Regions from separate parts of the Homo sapiens genome. Here regions 2, 3, 4 and 5 are each linked to region 1. A link is a loop called in an ENCODE intact Hi-C map of the cell type or tissue named here. Cell type or tissue: heart right ventricle. All regions are shown on one strand.

Region 1 (5,000 bases):
TTGATTTGGTTCTTGTTGGTTAGTTGGTTGGTTTTCCAGAAAATGGAAAACATTTTAGCTCTTTTGGAATATTCCCTGTCACCAGTTTTTATTGTTATTGATTTTTAATTTTATTGCATTATGACCATGGAATATAGTTTGCCTGATGATACTGAATCTTTGGAATAAATTGGTGCCTTTTCTGTGACCTAGAACATGGCCAATTTTAATAAACATACAATGTGTGCCCAAAATGTATATATTCAATTTGTTGAATATAAAGTATGACATATATCTATTCTCTCAGGCTTATTAGTAATGTTATTTAATTCTTCTGTGTCTTTCTTTGCTTATTTTATGTCTGCTCTGTCCATTGGTATCCAAGAAAACTGTTAAAATTTCCAATTATCTTATTCAATATTGTATTCCCAGCACTTAGTACAGGTACTAAGTGCATTACAGTTTGTTATTGAATAAATGGAAATACTGCCCTGATGTATTTGATATCTAGGACTCACCTTATTAGAAACAAGTCATTTAGAAGCCAACTCAGCTTAGCTTTGATTCAACATGCCCTTGGCCACGCCCATGCCACTCTGCAAAGGGAGAAAGGTTACAGAGCAGATCCAGGCCAGGGCCTTGGAAAGGGCCCATGCAACGAGGGGCACTCACAGTTCTTTCATTTGTGAAAGTGCTTTCTCATGCCTTAGCTGTTTTGTGTTAGCTTCATGGCAGGACTACCAGGGAGGCAAATCGTATTTTATTATCCCAAATACACAGTTGAAAATCTAAAGGGCCACATCATGCTACAGGGTCACACAGTCAATGACAGAGAAGCAAGCAGAAGTCCCTTCACTGTTCTTAAAAAATTAGGCTGGGCATGGTGGCTCATGCCTCTAATTTCAGCACTTTGGGAGGCCGAGGAGGGTGGATCAGTTGAGGTCAGGAGTTCAAGATCAGCCTGGCCAACATGGTGAAACCCTATCTCTACTAAAAATACAAAAAAATAGCTGGGCGTGGTTGTGCATGCCTGTAATCCCAGCTACTAGGGAGGCTGAGGCCAGAGACTCGCTTGAACCCAGAAGATGAAGGTTGCAGTGACCCGAGATTGCACCACTGCACTCCAGCCTGGGCTGCAGAGTAAAACTCTGTCTCAAAAAAAAAAAATTAAAGGGCATCTTACTTTAAGAATTTGGTGATTTTCTCTTTAATTTATTATCAACGGGGTATGACAGGCTGGGCACAGTGGCTCACATCTGTAATCCCAGCCCTTTGGAAGGTTGAGGCAGGAGGATTGCTTGAGCCCAAGAGTTTGAGACCACCCTGGACAACACAGCAAGACCCCATCTCTACACAAATAAAAAAATTAACTGGGCATAGTGGCACACGCCTGTAGTCCCAGGTACTCGGGAAGCTGAGGCAGGAGGATACTTGAGCCTAGGAGTTTCAGGCTGCAGTGAGCTATGATCATGCCACTGAATACCAGTCTGGGTGACAGAGGAAGACCCTGTCTCAAACAAACAAAAAGAGTATGGTTAATCAATAACAAGTGTTGGCAAGGATATGGAGTAATTGGAACCCTCAGACATCACTGGTAGGAATGTAGAATGGTGCAGCCTTTGTGGAAGACAGTCTGGCAGTTCCTCAAAAAGCTAAACATAGGACCCAGCAATTCCACTATTAAATATATACTGAAGAGAACTAAAAACATATGCTTACAATAACTTGCATATGAACATTCGTAGCAGCTAAAAATGGAAACAACCCAAGTGTCCATCAACTGACGGAGAGACAAACAAAATGTGGTATATCTATACAATGGAATATTATTCAGACACAAAAAGGGGTGCAGCACTGATACATGCTACAACATGGATAAACTTTGAAAACACTGAACTCAGTGAAAGAAGCCAAACACAAAAAGGTCACATATTGTATTATTGCATTTATATGAAATGTCTGGAATGCGGAAATCTTTAAAAATAGAAAGTAGATCAATAATTGTTAAAGGCTTCAGGAGGGAGAATGGAGAGTTGCTGCTAATGAGTATGGGATTTCTTCTGGGGACTGTATTAGTCAGGTCTATCTAGAGAAACAGAACTAACAGAAGACAGATGATTGATTGATTGATAGAGATAGATAGGTAGATAGATAGATAGAGCAATTTATTATGTGAACTGGCTCATGCAATTATGGAGGCTGAGAAATCCCATAATATGCTGTCTGCAAGCTGGAGAACTGAGAAAGCCAGTGGTGTAATTATCCTAATTCTGAAGGCCTGAGAACCAGGAACTCAAACATCTAAGACCAGAAGATGGATATCCCAGCTCAAAAAGAGGGATGATAAAATATTCCGCAATTAGATAGCGGTGGTGGTTGCACAGCCTCGTAGTTATTCTGAAAATGTCGAAATTGCACATTATTGTTTGTGAATCATATCTCAATTTTTTAATGGTATGGCAAATCAATAATTCTGTATCACTCCTCTATATCCCAACAGAAAATTCCCTGGAAGCAACACAAAAGAGTGTAGACTTTGGGAAAAGATGGAGCATTTTTAAATTCTTCCCTTCCACTATGACCTCCAGAACCTGAGCATTTTATTTAACTTCTCTAAGCATCAGCTTTCTTACCTGTAAAATGAAGGCAAGATTACCTATCTTATAAAGTTGTTGTGAGGATTAAATGAAACCATCTAAGTAAAACAGCTAGTCCTCTACCACACATTTAATAGGTATGAATAAATGACTGCTCTTATCATTATGCTTTTATTATTACTATAATTATTTTCACATATTTCTGATCTTTCATATCTAATAACTTTAGTAATATTTTTATTTGACACTTCTAATCACAGAGGTATCAAATTTTCTTTTCTGTGAACATAATCTTGATGAATTCTTAGAAAATATGGCTTAAAGGAAAATCTATTTTTAGCACACTGAGACATCTACTGTGCCCCCTCCATGGAATAAATAATAATTAACAAAGCAGCTGCGGGGAAAAAAGCACATCCCATGAATTTATTCAATGCATTATGAATAGCAATAGAATTGTTTGCCCATTGCACCCCCTTGTGAGAGCTCAAGGTAACTACCTTTATTCAAGAGAGTAGGTGGTTTTGAGCCTTGCAATTCAAAGTTTGGTCCTTAGTTCAGCAGTATGGGCATCACATAAATGATTGTTAGAAACTTATTTACTTATTTTTCTCTCTTTAATTTTAGGTTATTTTAGGGTCAGGGGGTACATGTGCAGGTTTGTTACATTGGCAAATTGTGTGTTGCAGGGATTTGGTGTACAGATTATTGCATCACCCAGCTAATAAGCATGGTATCTGATAGGCAGTTTTTCATTCCTTACCCCCCTCCCACCTTCCATTCTCAAATAGGTCCCAGTGTCTATTGTTCCCTTCCTTGTGTCTACGTGTACTCAATGGTTAGCTCCCATTTATAATGAGAACATGTGGCATTTGGTTTTCTGTTCCTGTGTTAATTCACTTAGGGTAATGGCCTCCAGCTCCATCCATGTTGCTGCAAAGGACATGATCTCATTCTCTTTTATGGCTGCATCATATTCCATGGTGTATATGTACAACATTTTCTTTATTCAGTTCACCATTGATGGGCGTTTAGGTTGATTCCATGTCTTTGCTATTGTGAATATTGCTGCAATGCACATACATACGCATGTATGTGTCTTTATGATAGAATGATTTTTATTCCTTTGGGTATATACCCAGTAATGAGATTGCTGGGTCAAATAGTAGTTCTGTTTTAAGTACTTTCAGAAATATCCAAACTGCTTTCCACAGTGACTGAACTAATTTACACTCCCACCAGCAGTGTGTAAGCATTCCCTTTTCTCCACAACCTCTCCAGCATCTGTTACTTTTTGACTTTTTAATAAATAGCCATTCTGACTGCTGTGAGATGGTATCTCATGGTGGTTTTGACTTGCATTTCTCTGATGGTTAGTGATGTTGAGCATTTTATCATATGCTTGTTGGCCATGTGTATGTCTTCTTTTGAGAAGTGTCTGTTCACATCCTTTGCCCATTTTTTAATAGAGTTGTTTGCTTTTGCTTGTTAATTTGTTTAAGTTCCTCACAGATTTTGGACATTAGACCTTTGTTGGATGCATAATTTGCAAATATTTTCTCCCATTCTGTAGGTTGTCTGTTTACCCTGTTGATAGACTTTTGTTTGTGTTTGTGGTGCAGGAGCTCTTTAGTTCAGTTAGATCCCATTTGTCAATTTCTGGTTTTGTTGCGATTGCTTTTGGCATCTCCGTCATGAAATCTTTGCCAGGGCCTACGTCCAAAATGATATTTCTTAGGTTTTCTTCTAGGGTTTTTATGGTTTTGGGTTTTACATTTGTCTTTAATCCATCTTGAATTAATTTTTGTATATGTTGTAAGGAAGAGGTCAAGTTTCAACCTTCTGCATATGGTTGGCCAGTTATCCCAGCACCATTTATGAATAAGGATTCCTTTCCTTGTTGCTTGTTTTGTCAAGTTTGTTGAATATCAGATAGTTGTAGGTGTACAGTCTTATTTCTGGGTTCTGTATTCTGTTCCATTGGTCTATGTGTCTGTTTTTGTACCAATACCATGCTGTTTTGGTTACTGTAACCCTGTAGTAGAGTTCAAAGTTGGGTAGTGTGATGCCTCCAGCTTTGTTCTTTTTGCTTATTATTGCCTTGGCTATTTGGGCTCTTTTTTGGTTCCCTATGAATTTCAAAATAGTTTTTTCTAGTTTTGGGAAGAATCTCAATGGTAGTTTAATAGGAATAGCATTGAATCTATAACTTGCTTTGGGCAGTATGGCTATTTTAACAATATTGATTCTTCCTATCCATGAGCATGGAATGTTTTTCTATTTGTGTCATCTCTGATTTCTTTCAGCAGCATTTTGTAATTCTCATTGTAGAGACCTTTCACCTCCCTCATTAGGTATATTCCTAGGTACTTTGTTTTTGTGTATGACTATTGTGAATGCAATAGTCATGAATTGCATTCTTGA
Region 2 (5,000 bases), 240 kb before region 1:
ACCTCCTTTACATAAGGTATGTGTAAGTCTATTTTCTTCATGTCAGTACATACTGATCTATTTTACTACTTGTAACTGCTGCATCATATTCCATACTCCGAACATATCATATTTAACCATTTTCCTGTTTTCCTATTGAATTGTTCCCAATTTTTCATGATTATAAACACCTTCTGGTCCTTGTTTCTTTGTGCTCATGCTCTCACTTCAATTTTAACATTTTAAAAAGCTTATTTTATGATGAGTGGTGATCTCACAATGCCAAACAGATCATGACAGTTTATTTCAACTCAGGGTGGCTGATCTTTGTATATGCAGTGCTATGGAGAAAGGAAAAAGAGCTTAATACATATAATACACACACACACACACACACACACACACATACACACACACACATAATTAGGCCTTTATTTACGTGTGTGTGTGTTCAAACCCTTGGCAGAGCTCAATGATGTATGCAGAAGGAGCAGCCACTGAAATGTGTGTTGTCTTGCATCCTGTGCTTCTGGGGGGCCACTCTGTCCATGATAAGGTAAAAGAAAATGATAAGGTAAAAGACATAAATGGACATATAAGATCATATTGGCCACGTCAAAATCTCATTCCCTAACCTGAGAACCTAGAAAAGAGTTATTGCTCTTCCCAGGTCTCCCTGCCACATAAGCAGCTAATGAGGCATTATAGAAACTTGGCAAGTCCTTCCGGAATCAATTTGGGTCTTTCAACTTTGTTGCTCGCCCCCTATCTTCATTTCTCATCTGGATTACACGAATGTAAAAGCCTTTGTGAAATTTCCTTTAAGATGAATTTTTAAATGTATTCTATGTCTTGAATAAATTTAGTTATGATTGAATAACTCAGAATTAAACTATGTTGGATAGAATATTACAACCCAATGTCAATTTGCCATCACCTATATTGCTCTAAAATAATTTTTCTTATAAGATGCTCTGCAGGAGTTTTCACCTGTGGGGGAAGGAGTCAAATATTTCAGCATTACTAATTCATCTGTTCGCCTCTCACTTCTAAAGCAAAATGTATTTTTTCTCAAATTGGGACTCTGCAAAGGATTTTTTTCCAATGGAAAGATGCCTTCGTGTCATTCTTAGTTTCTCCTTTTGACTGGTTACAAAAATGAACTTGTAACCTACATGGTCATTTCTATGGCAACTGGATGTTCCAAGTGAAATACTGAATTTGGAGTTCTCTGAAGAACTAGAAAGAAGAGAGTCTGTGCCACAGACAACATAAAAGCTCAAGTTTTAATGATATTACCAGGCCTGTCAATGTAGGTGTTCACTGGTACCTAAGTCTTATTTCGAAAGTACAGTGAAATAAAGTGTCAAAACCATGCCAGGCACGCCCGTAGTCCCAACTACTCAAGAGAAACCCTTAATCCCAGGAGTTTGAGTTCAGCCTGGGCAACACAGTGAGACTCCATCTCTAAAAATAAAAAGTATACATGGCTTAGCATTTTTGAGGTTTTTCCTTAAAAAGCAAATTTAGCAGGTAGTATGTTTAATGAAAAGTTTTTATGTTTTTTACCTTCTTATCAATACAGATACAGAAGCATCATAAAACCAATGTTTAGCTAAATGAATTTTTATAAGGCAAACACCTTTGTAATCACCACCCAGTTAAAAATAAATAGAAATTGCTAGCCACTTCCAGAAGCCTCTCCATGTGCCCCACGCCAATTTTAATCCCTCTTCTTCCACTCAAAAATAACCACAGCTTCAGTTTCCATGTTATTGATACCCATAGCTCCTATGTTTATAAGATGCTATGATTCAGTCATTTTTTTCACCATTAAAAGATTATTTGTATTCAAGGGCTGACTTGTCAAAAAAAAAGAGATTGTGTAGCAAGTACATTTTTCGAAAGGCTTATTTATACCTTTTCTGTTTCGCTGCTACCCAGATATAATAAATACATTCATTAGCGTACACTATTTTTAAATACCTTGCCTCATTCCAAAAATATGTGCGGGGTTGAACACATGCTAAGAAATTCCCTCCACTAGGAGGCGCTACATCCCTTATGTCCTCAGACAGCTGGGAAGACTGCGCTTAATGTAACTCAGTTATCAGCGCATTTCTATGAATGAAGTCACAGAGGAACATGTGGGAGATCCACTTAACGACTTCTTTACCTTGCTGCATATCACAAAAAGGCTCACTGGTTGCCAGAAGTCCTGGTGAGTGGCAGGTTCCAAGAGTGAACTGATATTTCAACAACTACTTTTCCACTAACAACCTAAATCCATGAAATTGAGGGAGGGGGCCAGGAACATTTGGAACAAAGGGGCCCTGTTTCCAAGCGTAAATAAAATACAGCTGGTTTACAGCTGTGCTACCTTCCTCGCTGCAAGTCAAGTCATAAAACAGAATGAAACTTTCAGTAGTCACCGCTGTGAGGTTAGGGAATTCTGAGCATCCCTCTGGGCTCTAAGGTGACCAACTATTTGCTTTCTGAATTTCGTTTTTCAACCCATAGACACTGTATGGCTCATCAGAGAGGCAGATTTCCACTGCAAATTTACACAAGCCTAGACTGTCTATTTTTACACAATTGTTTGTTGTTTGCTTTTGTTTTTCAGATCAAAAAAATCTGAGGAATAGAGCTATGAAGACATCTGAACTCTAATTATAGGGGTTTGAATTTTTTAGATTAGACGTGCTACCCTTGTGACTCACAGTGATGTGCATTTCCCTGGTCTGATCATTAGCATACCAGGCAGGCTCAGATGCCCAGCATGTATCACAGATAGTAGGACATCATGCATATGCATGGGAAACTCCTAGCTCAAAATTGGCCTCTGATCAGACCAAAAGGCCAGTAACTGTGTCCAAGTAGCAACTCAACATCCACAAAGTGCCAACTGGAATGTTTTCCCATTTTAAGTGGGCACGGCAATCTAGACATTAACCAATAGACTTATAAGAATAGCTTGTATTGATTAAAGAAGCTTTATAATACATATTTTATTCCTATCATTTTATGTGCCTAAGATTTATTCCTTAAAATACTGATTCACTGATTTAGAAAACTCGGTAGGGGTAAATAAATCTGGTTGAATAAAGTTGAAAATAGACTACATCCTATAGTTTTTAAAAAAATATTAGAAGAGTATTTGTACCGCCTCCAGACAAACTGGTAGTTGTCCGTTGCATTTCAGACTCAATGAATATGGGCTCTTAAGCCAGATGGCATTAGGATCAGGAAGTGGGTTTGGCACTTTTCTTTCTCCTTCATGTCATTTCCAGACCATGACTCCTCTGCCCTCATGGAAAAAGTCTCATCTGTTCCCTTGTTCCCTCTCTCCTTAACTCTGTCCCCAGCTGATCTTCTGGTCACTTCCGTACATCCACTGATGACTTCATTCCTTGGCTCACAGGAGCTATATGAAATCCCACCATCATCCGGGGTGACTTCAGTGTTTGTGTTCATGACTCATTCAACCCTATTCCCACAGTTTCCTGAAAACCTCAACTCTGATGACCTTGATCTTCACTCTCCTCAACGATCTGCACTCAGGGCTGAAATCTGGCCTCATCACTAAATGTGGAACTGTTTAGGTGCAGCGGCCCAGACTCCAACCACAGCCTCGCCTCTTTCCCTGTCTCTCACTGGCTTGTCCTCACACCTCTGCTCTTGGGTCTTTTCAAATCTTCTAATCTCCAGCTTCCTCTATCTTATCCCAGTCCATCATAGCCCTCCTGTCTTCATTTTTATGTCTTTTCGCCTAAGATCATGTGAACAATCCATTCCAATCACTGCACTGTCTTCCTATATCCTCAACAATCTTGCCTCCTCGTCCTTTGGCTACATCCAGGTATCTGGCAAAAATCCCAAATGAGAGCTAAGCACAGTCTCATTTCCCAAGATCAAACACCTACATAAGGTGCCCTGGAGTGTAGGAGAACGACACTACAAATCTGTGGTCTCCAACCTTATCTGAGCTCTCAACACTGTCCAGGGATCTTTGTACATGTTCCTTGTCAACTCTCTAGCTTCAGTTAAAGATACTTTCTCCCCAGGACAAGCCCATACTTAGCATAAATAGAACATCAATATCTTTTTTGTTTGTACATAAAAAGGCTAATAACCAGTACCTTGAATTCCATCATGCCCTGACCTCTCAGGGACCCCATACCATCATTTATCCTCCACTCACCTGCATTTCACCTCTTTCACTATTTTCTCCTAACTCCTTCACCTAAGAATTTAGACTTCCTCTTCTTAAAACAATCCATGCAAATCCTATGCCCTCTCTAGCTAAGACTTACTTCTCTTCTTTCCTTCACAGCCACACCACTTAGGGAGACAAAGACTTCATTTAATCCCCAACTTCCTCTCAGCTGAACTCCACACTCCACAACCTCACTGAACCTGCTTTTCCATTCTTGTGAGGGCCACCAGTTACCTTCTAGTTGGTATGTTCAATGGACACTTTTTAGAATGTGTACCATTGCCTGTCAGTGGCATTTGGCACCATGCATCACTCCCTCCTTCCTGGAAAGTTCTTTCATCTTCACCTACCCCCCTGTTTCTGTCTACCCTGACTCCCCTTCTGCTTCCCTGGCTTCCCTCAGCACAGTGAGTCACCAGGTTGACCTTATATTTTGCATTCTTTCCCTGGATAGCCTCATTCACATCCATGGCTAAAGTTACTATTTGATGCAGATTTACTGAAGTCCCCAAAACCAGATCTCCTTCCTGAATTCCATACCTACATGTTATTTCCTATCAGGCATCTCACATGTATATTCCGAAGGTATTATGATCTCAACATGTCCAAAATAAACTCATCACTTTTCCCCAAAATATGTCCCTCTTTCCATGTTCAACATCAACCATCCCCTTGTCTATGCTGGAAACATGGCTATCAACTTTATTTCTCCATACCTCTCACCCTTTACTCAATCAGTACCAAGTTCCAGCAATTCAACCACATAACTATCAAATCCATGCCTTCTTCACCATCTCCACAGCCA
Region 3 (5,000 bases), 66 kb before region 1:
TAAGAAAATGACAGTGAGGAACAAGAATGAAGTGTGCATCAGGCCGAGTCTGTTCCGTATATCCAAGCCTGCTGTGGCTTCTTGCTAGTTCTCACATCAACAGTGGTATCTTGGGAATTATGTTACTCTCAATTGCCCTTCAGGCATTGTCTTTCCCTTTCTTTCCTTCCTTCCCTCCCTCACTCCCTCCCTCCCCCTCTTTCTTTCTTTCTTTCTCTTTCTTTCTTTCTCTTTTTCTTCTTCCTTCCTTCCTTCCTTTCTTTCTTTTTTTGAGATGAGGTTTTGCTCTGTCACCCAGTGCAGTGGTGCAATTATAGCTCAGCGCATTCTCAAACTCCTGGGCTCATCAAGACTTCCTACCACCTCTGTCCTCAAAGCACTGAGATTGCAGTCATGAACCACCACACCATGTATTTCTTTATAAATTAAAAAAAAAAAAAAAAGACTGGGCATGGTGGCTCACACCTATAATCCCAGCAAGACCGGGGCAGGAGGATTGCTTGAGCCCAGGAGTTCAAGACTAGCCTGAGCAACATAGGACAATCCCGTCTGTATGAAAAATTAAAAATTAGCTGGGCATGGTTGTGCATGCCTGTAGTCCCATCAGAAGGCTGAGGTGGGAGGATTGTTTGAGCCCAGGAGGTCAATACTGCAGTGAGCCATGATAGCGCCATTGCACTCCAGCCTGGGTGACAGAGTGAGACCCTGTCTAAAATGAAGAATAGCTTGGTGCCAATCCGAAACCCCAATAAATGCTGTAGACTGTAGTATTAGGTTGGTGCAACAGTAATTTGCGGTTTTTGCCGTTGAAAGTAATGGCAAAAACTGCAATTACTGTTGCACCAACCTAATAATAATAGATAATATTCATAGATAATAGATGATATTTATTGAGCTTATTTTATGCCAGGCTCTGTTCTAAGAACCTTATATGTGTATGTATCAATTTACATCATTAACTTCCTTAATGTTCACAAAAAGTACATGAAATAGTTACTATTATTATTCCCATTTTCCAGATGGGGAAAATGAGGCCCAGGGAGATTAACATCATTCAGCAAAGTGTCAGAAGCCTCAAACCAGCCAATCTGACTCTAGAGCCCAGCTCTTAAACATGACACTAGTTCCTTAAATTTGTACATATCTTACAATTTACAAAGCCCTTTGGAAGAGATACAGATATTACATGATCCTCTCAATAATGCTTCAAAGTGAGTAAGGAACATCTTTGTTTCCATTGCAGAGATAGGGAAACTGAGGCTCAGAGACATTCAATTGCTGGAGTAGGAAATCAATAACAGCAGTATCAGGCTAGGTGGGGCCTGAAATCCATGACTGTGACTCCTACAATGCTACACCATCTCTCACTTCTGCTTTAGCAGCCTTTCTGAGGATTAAATTGCATCTACACAATCAGATACGCAGAGGGATAAAGGCTGCATCTAAGGTTTCTTGGGTTTGGTACGAAGGTCCTGATGTCTGAAAACATGACTTTATCTCTAACTTGAAATATGATTTCAGACGGCCTCAATGTCAAGGAGTAGTGTGGGAAGAGAACGGAAGAGGAGAAGCTGACCAAGTGAGCGGGATCTAATAGCTGGCTCCAAAAATGACCCTTCCTTGGAGTGGCTGGCTGTCGCCTGTCAGAGTGGTCCTGCTGTGGCAGCAGCTCGAGAGAGTGTCCAAAAAGCAATGTAGGGATGCAAACACAGAGAAGAGAGGAATCCTAGACCAGACCCACAACCGGAGCCCTTTATTTAATGTCTTTTCTGGTTAATGCCTCTCTTGTCTTCCCCACCCATCCATGCCGTATTCACGGTGCCAAACGTTGTAATTCCACTCCGGGCTGCCGCCAATATGTTTGTCTTATTTCTCCAATACCCCAGGAACAAATCAATTCTTTTGGGTCTTCTGATGGTTTCTAGTAGCCAGGACATTGCAGCCCTGGCTCATATTACCCACTAACTCATCCTTCCATTACACGCTTCACACTGAACCGCGTTTGCTTCCGATCCGCAGTGACCCCCTCCCTCTTTTTTTAACTGCAGTCCAATAATGCTGACATGGTTAGGAATCGGAAGTCATGGCTATTGCGGCCAACTCCCCGATAAGCGGAAGCTTGGGGCAGAGATAGGAAAGCCTAGAATATGCCTCCGTCCTTAGCAACATCATCTACTCCCCTCACTCGCCCCCCAGGCCCTGCTAGCCAAGGGGCAGCCGCAAAAACCACGCCACCCGGGGCTCCCACCCCTTGCCTCCTGCCGCCGCGGCGGCTGCTATAGAAACACCAGGCGTACACACGGGGCTGAAATTAAACACCCATCCTGGACGCGGACCCGAGCGGGATCTGCCTGCCGCCGCGGTCACCATGGCAACATGCCGAGAGGAGAGCAGCTGGCGGCGCGGCTCGGGGATACTCACTCCATCGCGGGGCTCCGCGGCCGGGTGCGCTGCTGCGGGGCTCACCGGCGCTGCTCGCCTCTCCCGGAGCCGAGTGCACTGGCCGCGCCGCGCGCGAGGTGGAGCTGGGAGCCGTCTCCCCTCCCCACCCGCACCCCCTCCTCCCCTGGAGGGTTGAAAGTGAATGCTCAGGCTCTCTCAGCTCCCAGCCTGCGAATAAAACGGGAAGCAATTGGATAATGTTGTTCGCTGGGCGCTAGACAAGACACCCCACTTCAGGGTTTCGGGGAGGGAGCGCGCTGGCAGCTGGCGTCGGGTGAGGTGCCCACCAGCGCGCAGTGCCGTGCGCCCTAGGCGCCAGGTGCGCCGGCGGCTCCCCTGGGACTGGCGGCGCGGCGCGGAGCCTGGGGAGAAGGGTGGGTGGGGGAGCAGGGCGGCTGCGGCTGGTGGCACAGCCCAGAGGGCATAGGCAAACGGTTGAGTCATTGGCAAGGTGGCAGCTCTCGCCGCTTAGAAGTTGCAAGAAGCGTCTGGCCTCTGCAAGCAGCAAGGACTGCCCCCAGTGGGCTGGGCATGGGTTCAGAAACGCCATTGTGCCGGCCGGGCGAGATCCCTCTGAGTTTCCCAAGCAAAACTCCAGCTATCTTGAAGCGCCTTAATGCGGCGTTTCACCACCTTGGCGACCCCATGCCCCTTTCCGTTTCACTCCAAATTCTGCGTGTTCCCGCCTGCCAGGAAGACATTGTCCAGGGTCAGTTTCCCTAGTCTGCTATTTGAAAACAATAGCTATATTGACTATGGTTTCCCAAATTACCACGGCCCCGGCCCCGCGGTAATAAGCCACCTGGAGTACGCACACCCTGCCTCCACCCCCTCTGAGAATCCTCTACTCCTAACGGTTTCCAGAGCAGGGACCTGGTTGTCATCCAGGTGTCCTGCACCTGCTACAATACAGAGTAGATGGGACAGCTTCAGGCTTTTCTTCTATCTTGCAGCCGGGTCCCTCTGTGAGTCGGTGTCTGCCAGGTGCTGAAAACGCAGCACCAAGCATAAGCATAGCCATCACAGTCCCTGCCCTGCAGGAGCTCACGGGTTAAAGTAGAAAGGCAAAGCACAGATAAAGACAAAAATAAACATATCGTCACAGGCTGAAAATATTGCTATAAAAATTAAGTAATTAGATGCTGTGATGAATGTTCTAGAATTAATTTTTGGTGATGATTGTGCAACTGAACATACTGAAAGCTATTGAATTATACACTCTGGGTGAATTTTGTGGTCTATGAATTATGTCTTAATAAAGACGTGTTTTTTTAAAAAAATGCTTTGATGGAGAATAAAAGGGAAGTGGATGTGCCTAGGTAGGTGTTCAGGGAAAGCCTTCCTGAGGGACTGGGGTTGAAAGGGGAGAGGGCTCAGATATGCAAGCCACAGGGCTAGGGCTTTCCTGCCAGTCAACTCTGTATGGTGGCTCTAGATGGGAGACTGCTCCATATGTCAAGGGGCTGGGAAGAGAACCGTGCAAAATGTTCTCAGTGGATTCACTGCTCCTCGTTTTCCTCAGGAGAGTGAGATGCAAAGTCAAACCCAGTGAAGATTCAAAGAGCTGTTTTGTGGAAGGAAATTCTGTATCAACTCCAGGTTTCCCTTCACAGAGAAATTCTATGTGAATTCGGAGATCATAAAACCCTCCCCCAGTCCATGTCCCTTTCCAGTTGCATATAGGATTAAGTTCATGTGTGAATAATTAAGAGGCTTAAACAGGAAAAAGATGTGCTTTTGTGTCTTAAAAGTTCAGAGATAAGCTGTCCTGGGCCAGTTTATCAGCTCAACTCCTGAAAGAGCAAAGAGATCCAGGCTCCTACAAAACATTGCTCTATCATATGTGGTCTCCCTTCCTAAAATTGTTTCATGGTCCAAGTTGGCTGCTCTGGCTCTAGCCCTTATGTCTGCATTCCAGCCAACATAAATGTGGAAAGAGGAAAGAAAAGTAGGTAAAGGAAGCACGCCTGATGCCTCTTAAGAAAGGCTCCCAGAAGCTGCCTCAGGACACTTAGATCTCCTTGGCCAGAATTCAGTCACATGGCTACATTCAGTTTCCAGGGAGAGTAGACAAAGAAGTCTTTACTCTGCATAGTCATGAGCCTATCCAAAAGTTGAGACCTCCATTCCCATGTAAGAAGGGGAAAATTGGTATGGGGGACAGACAACCAGTAATCTTTGCCATTCTCCTCAATGCTTAGCGTTCTGGCTTCTGCCTCCCCCATGCCGCTGCCACTGCTCCCTGTAAAGTCCCCAATGCCAAATGGATATGTCTCAGTCCTCTTCTTATGTCATTTTAAAGCTGTGTTGAACATTTTAACAGCTCCCTTTTGTTTTTGATTTTTTTACTTGAAGTCAGGTTTATTCAGGTATAATTTATAGGCAGTGGAATTCACCCTTTGTAGGTGTACAGGCCTATGAGTTTAGATACATTATGCAATCATGTAACTACCACCATAGTCAATATATTACATGACCATCACCCCCAAACAGTTCTTTTAAGTCCCTTCATAGTCAATCCACTCCTCCTAACTCCAGCCTCTGGCAACCACTGGTCT
Region 4 (5,000 bases), 330 kb before region 1:
TGAAACCCCGTCTCTACGGAAAATACAAAAATTAGCCAGGCATGGTGGCACAGGCCTATAATCCCAGCTACTGGGGAGGCTGAGGCAGGAGAATTGCTTGAACCCAGGAGTTGGAGGTTGCAGTGAGCCGAGATTGCACCACTGCACTCCAGCCTGGGTGACAGAGCAAGATTCCATCCCCCCTACCCCCGCAAAATTGTAAAACTATGACCAGAAGTAGATTGAGGTTGCCCAGTGACTAGAGATTGGCTGGGGTTGGTGGGAGCCCTGGATTTTCCTCTTCTTTCCAGCCCACCTCTCAGCCACTTCCATGTGATGGCCCAGCTGTCCCAGGCACCACGGGGCACCTCTTCTTGAGGAAAAGAAGGAAATGCAACGTAAACTGACCATTTCTTCTCTTTTTTGTAAAAAAGTTTATTTGTTTATTTATTTTTAGTAGAGACAGGGTTTCGCTATGTTTCCCAGGCTGGTCTTGAACTCCTGGCCTCAAGTGATCCTCCCACCTCAGCCTCCCAAAATGCTGGGATTACAGGAACCTGCCACCATCCCTGGCCTGACTGTTTCTTCTCCCTGTGATCATTTATGGTAACGTGTTGGCCAAGGCATGAATTTGAAGCTTGAGGCCCTAATTTAAGATGTCCCAGGGACTGAACTGATATCATCTGAAGTCCAAGGACAGCCTGGCCCCTTAACCTACTGAGCTGCATTACTGCCCTCACCCGGCTGCAGCAAAACGGGGCTTGGGGTAGCCGACTGAAGGATGGTCATGGAGTTTGAGAAATGCTGAAACTTTTCTCCTGTATGGCTGAGAAACTGAGTCAGCATCTAACGCTGCATCCTGCATGTGCTGCGGGTAGATCGCCACCCTGCACTGTTGGTTTCTCACGGGCACAGTCGTTGCATTCTCTCTGGCATCTCTCTGCCTTTTTCCTGTCTTAGATAAAATAGAGACATTTTGCCTTACAAATGGCAGTGAGAAGGGCCTTTGGGGCCCTTTTCTGGTGGTACAGATGGTGTTGAGGCAGAAGTATCTGTATCCTGGCCCTGGCTCATGCGTGCCCCCTGGGAGGCTGGACAGGGACAATGGCCTCGATGGCTGAGTCCACCTGGCCTGAGTGCAGAGAACACTGAGCTTCAGGTGTTGAGTGGGTAGGTCACTGTCCCAGTACATTTATTATGGGAGTTGGAGACAAAAACTTTAGGAACTAAAACTAAAGTTTAAAATATTCTTTGGTGAACTTTATCCCTATAGACTTAACAGCCCTAATTCTATTTTACAACAGCTATTATGTCGAGAATGATGCAGATTTCTCAGTTTTCAAATCCAAAATGTTCTGTGAGGGTAGAATTTTCCTTACACCCAGGAGACTGCAAATTGGAACCTCCAGATACAAAATGATTCACACGCAGGGATCAAAGCCTGAGGGGTAAAGCAAATTTCCTTAAGCCAAATTTTAAAAGCCCTTTTACAGCACAGAAGTGGCTTGCATAACGTCCAAAGAAAAACAATGCCACTTAAAATCCACCCAGAGACTTATGCTTTTAATTAAAGCCCTCTGTCACAGAGATGATCTGATAGTCCACTTGAAATGTGAACTCTTGGATACAGAGATAGTACATCGTGCTCCAGAATAATAATTTTAAAAAACAGCCTGCCTCTTCCCGCTGGCTTGGCTTATGTGAAATCAGCACCGGCCACCTCTGTGTTCAGCAGAGGTCCCACCCCTGAAGTTGTCCTACCACATCCATCATTTCTAAATCCTGAGACTAAGGGAGAATTACCTGCTGAAAGCACACAGCAACTTCCCTGGAACCCTCAGCTATAAGAGAGTTCAAGACAGACTAGATTTGTTTTAGAAATAGTACAGGCATCTCGGTATGAGACGTCTCATGCAGAGGCAATGACCTGGGACCTGCATAAATGTTTTCATGTGAATGAATGAATGATCACAAGCCTCCTGAGCACATAAGAAAATTATATTCCCATGAAACCCAAGTCATAATAATAATAACAACATTTGTGTAATGCTTTAGAGTTTACAACATCCTTTCACAGCAATTAGGGATTATTTTATTCCCATGTTATAGGTAAGAAAATTGACAGGAAGGCAAAAGGGAATCTAAACACCTTTCATGCTGCAATCTGATTTTCTCCTCAATCTATAAAATGGTTATAATGATGCATATGGAATACCTACATCAAAGTTATGAAGCTTAAATGAGCTAATGTTTAAAATACCTCAGAACACTGCCCGCCTCCATGGAGCAAGTACTATTCAAATGTTTGTGCTTCCTTTCTCTTCCAGTGCTTTAAAAAAATTTAATTTAGAAACAAGTCTGTTAAATACAGCATTTATAAGATAAACCAAAGCATACTATTTAATAGAATAAATTCAAATTCATCTTAATATGTGCTTTGTGGCCCACAATATTCAGGAATATCTGTAGATTCTGATGTTAAACTGATTTTCCAGAGAATGAGAATACATTCTATCATTTGAATGCCAGAAGGAAAACTAAAGTGTTGATTATTGGCTTCAAGGATGGTAAAAGTTAAGATTGTGTATGCACATGTGTGTCTACATGTAAAAAAAAAAAAAAAAATCCAGAAAATCTGATGCAAGTTCGCTATGTGGGAGCGGCTTATGTGCACATGGAGGGCCATCTAGTGGCAGGTGAAGTCATAGTTCCCTAACTGAGGTAGCACATGTGGGAATTTAGGTAAAGCTGGGAGGAGACAGCTGTGATTCTGCTGATTTGGTATTGTGTACTTAGGAGGAGAAAGTTCATTAAATGTCCACAACACTGAACTCCTTGTTCCCTTGTTGTTTTCAAAGGAACAGTGCACTTGCCCTTAATGCTGTGTGCAAAAATATCCAGCTAAGCCATGTAACCCAGGAACAGGGAGAAAAAGTGGTTGGGAAGGTCCAGGGATTCGGGCCTTCTAGAAGTAGTGGGCCTATGTGAACCATCTTCATTGAGATCATCACTTTAGAGGGGGCACCTAATAAATGGGTTGCAGTAAGTGTCCCCAAAGATCAATTATGAACAACCCAACCAGTGGCCCTGTGGTCCAGTATGGCCAACCCCTCCCGGTACGCATATCCTCCCTGCCACCAAAGGCCAGTCTCGGTGCTGATGTGAACCCCAAGGCTCATGGCTCTCCTGCTTCTGAAAAGCAGCAGCAAGACCCCGCACAGCATGCTCCTGCAAAGTGCTCTTCCTCCCTGCGGCTGGCTCACCATGCTTCTCCGGCATGTGTGTCCCAGGCCCTTTGCTCAAGAGCAGCTCTTTCACCCGTGCATCTGGTAACCCAGTGACCTGGGCCAGGAGTGATATCTGGCTCATGAGCTCAAGCAGAAAAAGGTGTCCATGAAATCTCTGAGGCTCCAGAGACTGGGGCCTCTGTCATCTCAGCAATGCCAGAAACCAACACAAGGACCTACATAAAGTAGACCTGGGTATCTGTGGGACTGAGTGAGAACTGAGTAGGGACCGGCACTTATGGGCATGCACACTTGCTCCTTCATGTTCTCTTCTCACTTGGACCAGAAGGGCATAGATGTGTTCCACATGGACAGGGAATTCCTCCCAGAGCAGGCGTCGGTCATATGTATCTTTGGATTTCCAAAGTCCAAGCAGGGCCAAGGGCACAGTAAATGTCTGGAAACTGACAGTTAGACTCTGTCATGTGGCCATGAGGTCCTCTACTCTAAAAGCTAACTGAGAAGTGGCCAAGGCACTGAATACATTCATCAATGCATTCCACCTTTCAACGCATTGAATTCAACAGAAGTAGCACTTACAAAAGAAGTCAATGCTGACACATCTCACCTAACAAAGTGCCACTAGAAGGGCTTCCTGGAGTATCCAGCTACTTTTACTTCATTACAATGATGGCTCACTGTATGGCCTTTCAGGGGCTCAGTAAATTGAGGGATGGCTGAATTGACGTCATAATGAAAGAATGCTGCTGTTCTGATTATATCCCTCCCATGCTCCCATGGAGGCTCTGCCTCTGGCCAGAGAGAAACGGGAGCCACAGAGGACAAGCTCTCTGATGCTGTAAGGAGAGAAAGATGAAAGGGTGCTATAGAAGCTGGGAACTCACTATGCGCTAGGCACTGATGAGACACTTTACATATATTAACTTGATTAAGATTTACAACAGCCAAATGAGATACATATCATTGATTCCCACTTTGCAGATGGGTGAAGTAGCTTGCCCAAGGTCCCATGTAGTTAATGAGATGTGAGGCTGAGATTCAGATGAGGTCAGTCTGATACTGAAAAACGTACCCTTTTCGCTGCATCTGTAATAAGATCCTGCTCAGTCTTTGGGAACCCTGGGGAAAGAGAAACCCTAATCTGTGATAGAACTCTATTCAGATCCAAGATATTGCTGATATTTAAAAAAAGAAAAAGAAAAGGAGACAGCGGATGCAGCAATGCTTCTCCCTGCAACTCTCCAGAGCCGTGCGCTGCTTCTGTCTGATTCTTTCTCTGGCCCAGCCACGATGATCTTGGGATTTTTGAATGACTTGTTTTATTTGCTTTCTGGTGTTCTCATCCATCCTCTATTGGTAGATTGTCTTCCTCAGTCTTGCCAAATTCAACCAAAATGAGTGGCCTGCCCAGCTGGTTCCCAGTCTGCCCTTGACTTCTCTACCTCCTGCCTTGCTCTAATTGTGACATTGAACCAGCATCCTAACCTCACAACGGCCTTTATTATACCTCTGAAACTTCTAATAGTGTTCTGTGGCCTCTGGGATAAATTCTAAGTCCCTCCACTTAGCATTCAGAGGCCCCTGTGAGCTGTTTCCAATCTGCTATTCTGACTCTTCTCCAGAACTGCTTCTGTGGTTAGGCCTGAGATTATCCCATCTTCAAAGAGACAGAAGATCCTGCGAAGAACCTCCCTTTGGCTGGCCATGCCTGGACTGTTTCTCCTAATGGACAGAGTGACTCAGTGAAAGCAGGAATCAACTGTGTCCTCCCTG
Region 5 (5,000 bases), 580 kb before region 1:
CTCAGTTTGCCCCGGTCTTACACTGGCCAGCTTTATTCATTTACCTCACCTGCTGGGGTCCTGAAACATTGGGGTTTGAGGCCTCCCAGACCTTAAGAAGTGTACACCAACAAAGGCAATGGAAAAGGTGCACACCAGCCTTGGGAATGAGGAGATTTTAGCTCTCGCAATGTCCTCCAAGAATCCTCAGGATGGAGAGATGAGGTCAGTGATTAATTCAACAGTGGTGTGGTGACTCTACGCACCCTCACCAAGACCATTTCCATCCCTCCCTCCCAAGAAATGCCTGGCCCTGGCTTCTGGCCCTTCATGGGGTGGGTTTATTGACACAGAGCCCCAAATGCACTTCTGAGAAGTATCTTCAAGTATAACAATTATGATTTTTCCAATTATGCCCTTTGTGGTTGATGCGGCTAAAACCTGTGAACAAGGAATGTGGATAAAACACACAAGATAAATGGGGCTTGCATGGCTCCGTTTGGGAGGGGAAAGGGCCATTTGACCTCTTCCAGTTCCAAGCCGAAGGGGACTCACCTTTCTTCATCTTACATCCCAGGCTTCTAACTTGGCAACTGCCTGATGTAGCAGGAATCACAAGTGAAGCCTGGTGTCCACATTTCCATATGGGCTGCTTAGCCCTTTACTGGCACAACCTCCTTCTGATGAGAGATACAAAGGCCTGGAGTCCAGGAAACCCAGGTTTTTAACTCCTGCTCTTCCAGTACTTGGCTACGTGACTGACTATAGATCATCGTTTCATATTCCCATTTCAATCGTGGGCTGATCACTTAAATTCTCCTAGCTTTAACTGCCATAGCGGTTAAATGGGAATTTTGGAAGAAGTTATCTTTGTGGTCTCTTCTAACTCAAACGTTTTGCTATTCTATCAAATATGTTTGGCAGGATACACCCTTCTTGATTTTTTTTAAGGTATTTAGCTGTTACACTTGGGGATTAGGTGGAAAATAGGTTTTAATATACAGAAAAGGGCACTGCATTTCATGGCCACATTACATTAATAACAGTGAAATTTGTTGCTTTGATCTAAATTACCCAGATAACTGAAAAGTCTTTTGATATTAACAGTACAATAATAAGTATTTCAAAATCTCCAAGTTCACTAGAAACAGTTCCTATTTTTTATTACGGAAATTAGGGAATGCTATAATGACCCCTATAAACATTATAAACATCACCCAGAGTAAACATTTATCAAGATTTTAGCATAATTGGCTCTTCCTTCCTTCCTTAGACTTGCTGAATTATTTTAAACCAATCCCAGACCTCAGGTCACCTCACTCCTGCACACTTAGTATGTATCTCTGAAAATTCCGATTGACTTTTTAATTGAAGGCTTAAGAAACAATATAGCACAGTGGTGAGCGTGTAAGCTCTGGAGCCAGCCGGTTTGGGCTTGAATCCATGACTTGGCAGCCAAATCACTTTGGGCAAGTTACTTACTCTTTTGATATCTTAGTTTCCTCATCAGTAAAATGGGTATGATGATAAGGGTACCTACCCTCAGATAGTTATTATGAGGACAAAGTTAATATTTATAAGGTTAATATTCAGAACAGAAAGCATCTAATGATTCTAGCTACCACTTAATTGGAATCTCAAAGAATAATGTGACTATAGGGTGAGATGAACAATTTCATGCATATTCTGCATAAAATTTTTGCATCTCTTCTGGGACCAGAAATAGACACCAATTACCAGGTTAATTTTCATCATTTTCCAGTTGACCTCTCAAGTGTCCAGATCACTTCCCACCAGCCACTCTTCCAGAGTTAAACACCTAGAAAGCACAGCCTATATTCATTGCTTCTAGCTTCTCCCTTTCACACACAGCACAGTGGAACTCCTGTTTATATTTCTGTGAAGGCCATTTTCACATACTGACTTAAATCTTATCTGGCTATTGAAGCTTTTGTCTTCTCAATTAAGCTATAATGTCATCCTGAGGACAGGGGGGTATGTTTCACCTGTCTATGAATCCCCTTAATTCATTTGAATGCAAACTCCATTAGGGTAGAGCCTTGCCTGTCTGATCATTGCCAGATCCCAGCAGTAGCTGTGGTACATGGCACGAGGTAGGCAATTCATGTTTGTTGAGTAATCAGTAAGTCCATTATGAAATATATATAACAACCACAAGTAAATGCTTATGGATTGGGACAGAATCTCCCATAGAGAATCAGAGGAAAGGGCTTAAATGCCTTCACCAAAATATATGAATTAAAACATTTTAGGCTTACAGAATCACAGACTCAATGGCTTTGGAGTAACAAGCGGATTTATATACCACTTCTTTTGTAGGCTTCATGTCATTTGAGCCTTGCAACAACCCTGGAATGTAGTTAGGGTGGATGTCGTGACACCTGGATGTCATGACCACAGAGGCTCAGATGCCAACTCCAGCCCAAGTTACATAAGACAGTGACAGTCACAGTCTGGAGCCCAAACCCAGTGTTGATGATGGCTGAATTAAATGATGGGATGTATGCAGAAAGAATGTTGTAAAGAGGGTGAAGGATTACTATAGAGAAGTGGACAGCCATTTAACATCAAAGACATTTCCTGCTTATTGATGATTTCATCCCTTGAGCAAGTTTTTCCAGTTCTAGCCACTAGAGGTCAGAGAAGTAGCAGGAAAGAAAGGCTGGCTTAGCAGTTCTGGAGCAGGGGCTTCCAGGAACAAGGGGGCTGAGAATGGTCGCTTTGGATAACTGAGCCCATGTTCTGGTTCTATCTACCCCCTTAGGAGAGGCTATCACAGGTCCCCAGAGAGAGAAGACACTATGCCTCATCCCCAGACTTCCGGCCATCATTCTGGTCAGTATCAAGGGAAGCTAGCTCAGCCAGGCTCCTCTGCTGGGCCCTGTGATCTCTGATGATCCTCCCCAAGTATGGTTCAAACCAGGCACCAGAATTCTGGGTGCCATCTTAGGAATCACACAGGCTGCCAAAAGGCTGGAGAGAAACCTGTTCCACACCTGACAACTTCCTCAGAGGTCCAGAGTTTGCAGCCAGAGGTCCTCTCCATTAGGACGGTGACAGCACTCCGGATGCTCTTCCCCCAATAGTGGACACTGCAGACAGCACCACTGTTTGGGTCTTGAAGATCATTAAATGAATGTGATGCAAATAGTCTGTGCCACAGGCCTGGGAGCTCAATCACATTCTTTTTCATGACCCCATAAGGCCCCTTGAAGTCCCTTGGCCAAGAGGACATGCCCCATTAGACTCCCCAAACCATGATGGTTATCTTTGGTGCTTCTTTTTCACTGATCCAGTGTGCATCTCACCCAGAACTTCCCCAGTAACCCCAGGTCCAGCTTTGCTTACTCCCTCAAACTTTGCTCTGCTATTGGTTTATTCACCTGTAATGATTCAATAGCTTGTGATGCCTGAAATCTGCCCCATTTTCAATGAGAACATCCTGCCATCCAGTTCCTCACCTGCACTGAACACTCTATAGAACACTTTTTTTTCTTTCATTTTTTTGAAATGGAGTCTTGCTCTGTTGCCCAGGCTGGAGTGCAGTGATCTGGGTTCATTGCAACCTCTGCCTCCCAGGTTCAAGCGATTCTCCTGCCTCAGCCTCCTGAGTAGCTGGGATTACAGGCACCCACCACTATGCCTGGCTAATTTTTGTATTTTTACTAGAGACAGGGTTTTACCATGTTGGCCAGGCTGGTCTCGAACTCCTGACCTCAAGTGATCAGTCTGTCTCAGCCACCCAAAGTGCTGGGATTACAGGCATGAGCCACTGTGCCCGGCCAGAACGGCTCTCTTGAAGGACATCGGTCACTATCCTTAAACAACAACATGAACACACAGTGCCATGTAGACCTCAGGGCAGGTCCGTATTGGTCTTGGCTGATGGCCAGCCCTGACATTTACAGAGCAGGGAACAGGTATAATGTGACCTCTATAAGGAACGTAAGGAACCACTACAACAATGTTAGACTGAAATTCCGAGTGGAGGATAGGAAACGTTTAAGTTTATTTCATAAACGTGATCATATTCAAACTATTCCATCTGGAGTAATTTTAGACTTAAGCCTTTGAAGGAGTTTGAGGGTAAGTGGCTTCACTTGGTTGACTCCAAAGATGTGTTTCTAACATTGTGTCCTGTGACCTTAGCTTTGTAGGATAGTTACTTGATGCCTCAAAGAAAAAAATCTTTGGTCAAATTAAGCTTGGGAAACTCTGGGTTAAAGAAAACAAGGAGGGAGAGAGGGATTTGTTTACCAGAGGACTTCTGGTTTTAGTGCTAATATGATTGTGAAGCTCTAATTCAGGAATGGGAGTGCAGCATTTCTTAAGTTTAGTTAACCAGAAAACCTCACTTCATAGAATCTATTAAGTGCCTCAAGAAAAAAAGCCAGGTGCAGAGGCTCATGCCTGTAATCCCAGCACTTCAGGAGGCTGAGGTCAGAGGATCACTTGAGCTCAGGAGTTTGAGACCAGCCTGGTTAACATAGTGAGACCTCATTTTAAAAGTAAGTAAATGAATACAGAAGGGGAAAAAAATTTTAAAGTAAGTAAATGAATACAGAAGGGGAAAAAAGAAGAAAAACAGTTTAGGAAATACTGTTGTCTAATGTACAGTAGTTAACCAGCTTCCAGGGAACTTTTCTGGCCCAAGTTCATTTAATAAGTAAGTATGGGCACACAGCTCATGTACAAGAACGTTCAGCACTGTGTTTTTTTTAACTACACCAAGATATCTTCCTATTGAAGAATGGTTAAGTTAGCTATGGCTCATTTAGGCAATGAAGTATTAGTTAGCCATTATAAATGATGTTTTAGACTCTCAAACTTAGAGGAATGGTTAAGGTCATGAGAAAATATTCAAACTATATTAAGAGAAAAAGCAGACTGCAGAAGTAGATATATTGCAGGAGTTCAAGAGTGCAGGCGGGAGAGCCAGACTGCCTGGGTTCAAATCCTAGTTCACCACTTCTTAACTGTGTGAAAGAAAGCAAAAGTGC

The links. Hi-C counts contacts between places; a loop is a spot of excess contacts. Peaks named below come from ENCODE experiments on the same cell type or tissue, not always from the same donor. Only the 100,000 strongest peaks of a DNase experiment are listed, where the experiment ranks them.
Region 2: it touches region 1 in a loop (10-fold over the local background); 77 of 110 quality-filtered maps call a loop at or near these places.
Region 3: a loop joins it to region 1, with 3 times the contacts of the local background. A loop is called at or near these places in 51 of 110 quality-filtered maps.
Region 4: it touches region 1 in a loop (6-fold over the local background); 20 of 110 quality-filtered maps call a loop at or near these places.
Region 5: it touches region 1 in a loop (5-fold over the local background); 41 of 110 quality-filtered maps call a loop at or near these places.

What each region holds. Positions count from the first base shown.
Region 1 is chr9:109,572,541-109,577,540 of GRCh38, reverse strand. No RefSeq gene overlaps it. Among named protein-coding and RNA genes, the nearest start is that of MIR3927, 63 kb to the right of the region's middle. In heart right ventricle, CTCF peaks have their summits at 2,856 and 3,061; no DNase peak of the experiment used is centred here.
Region 2 is chr9:109,815,091-109,820,090 of GRCh38, reverse strand. The region is part of intron 1 of PALM2AKAP2 (PALM2 and AKAP2 fusion); the gene reads right to left. Among named protein-coding and RNA genes, the nearest start is that of PALM2AKAP2, 37 kb to the right of the region's middle. RefSeq lists an enhancer at 2,694-3,893. In heart right ventricle, CTCF peaks have their summits at 1,813 and 2,019 (motif pointing right); DNase peaks (open chromatin) are centred at 2,030 and 3,417; H3K4me3 peaks cover 407 bases; H3K27ac peaks cover 3,735 bases.
Region 3 is chr9:109,638,288-109,643,287 of GRCh38, reverse strand. It overlaps a transcript of PALM2AKAP2 not described here. Among named protein-coding and RNA genes, the nearest start is that of MIR3927, 130 kb to the right of the region's middle. In heart right ventricle, no CTCF peak of the experiment used is centred here; DNase peaks (open chromatin) are centred at 2,377 and 2,942; H3K4me3 peaks cover 1,904 bases; H3K27ac peaks cover 1,002 bases; H3K27me3 peaks cover 1,301 bases.
Region 4 is chr9:109,901,397-109,906,396 of GRCh38, reverse strand. The region is part of intron 3 of PALM2AKAP2 (PALM2 and AKAP2 fusion); the gene reads right to left. Among named protein-coding and RNA genes, the nearest start is that of PALM2AKAP2, 120 kb to the right of the region's middle. In heart right ventricle, CTCF peaks have their summits at 2,466 and 2,676 (motif pointing left); a DNase peak (open chromatin) is centred at 2,666; H3K27ac peaks cover 3,015 bases.
Region 5 is chr9:110,150,739-110,155,738 of GRCh38, reverse strand. The region is part of intron 8 of PALM2AKAP2 (PALM2 and AKAP2 fusion); the gene reads right to left. It overlaps LOC124902244 (a long non-coding RNA gene), which reads right to left. Exons shown (of 2, transcript XR_007061727.1): 1 at 1,986-5,000; 2 at 1-659. Among named protein-coding and RNA genes, the nearest start is that of C9orf152, 55 kb to the left of the region's middle. In heart right ventricle, CTCF peaks have their summits at 2,436 and 2,636 (motif pointing right); no DNase peak of the experiment used is centred here; H3K27ac peaks cover 2,637 bases.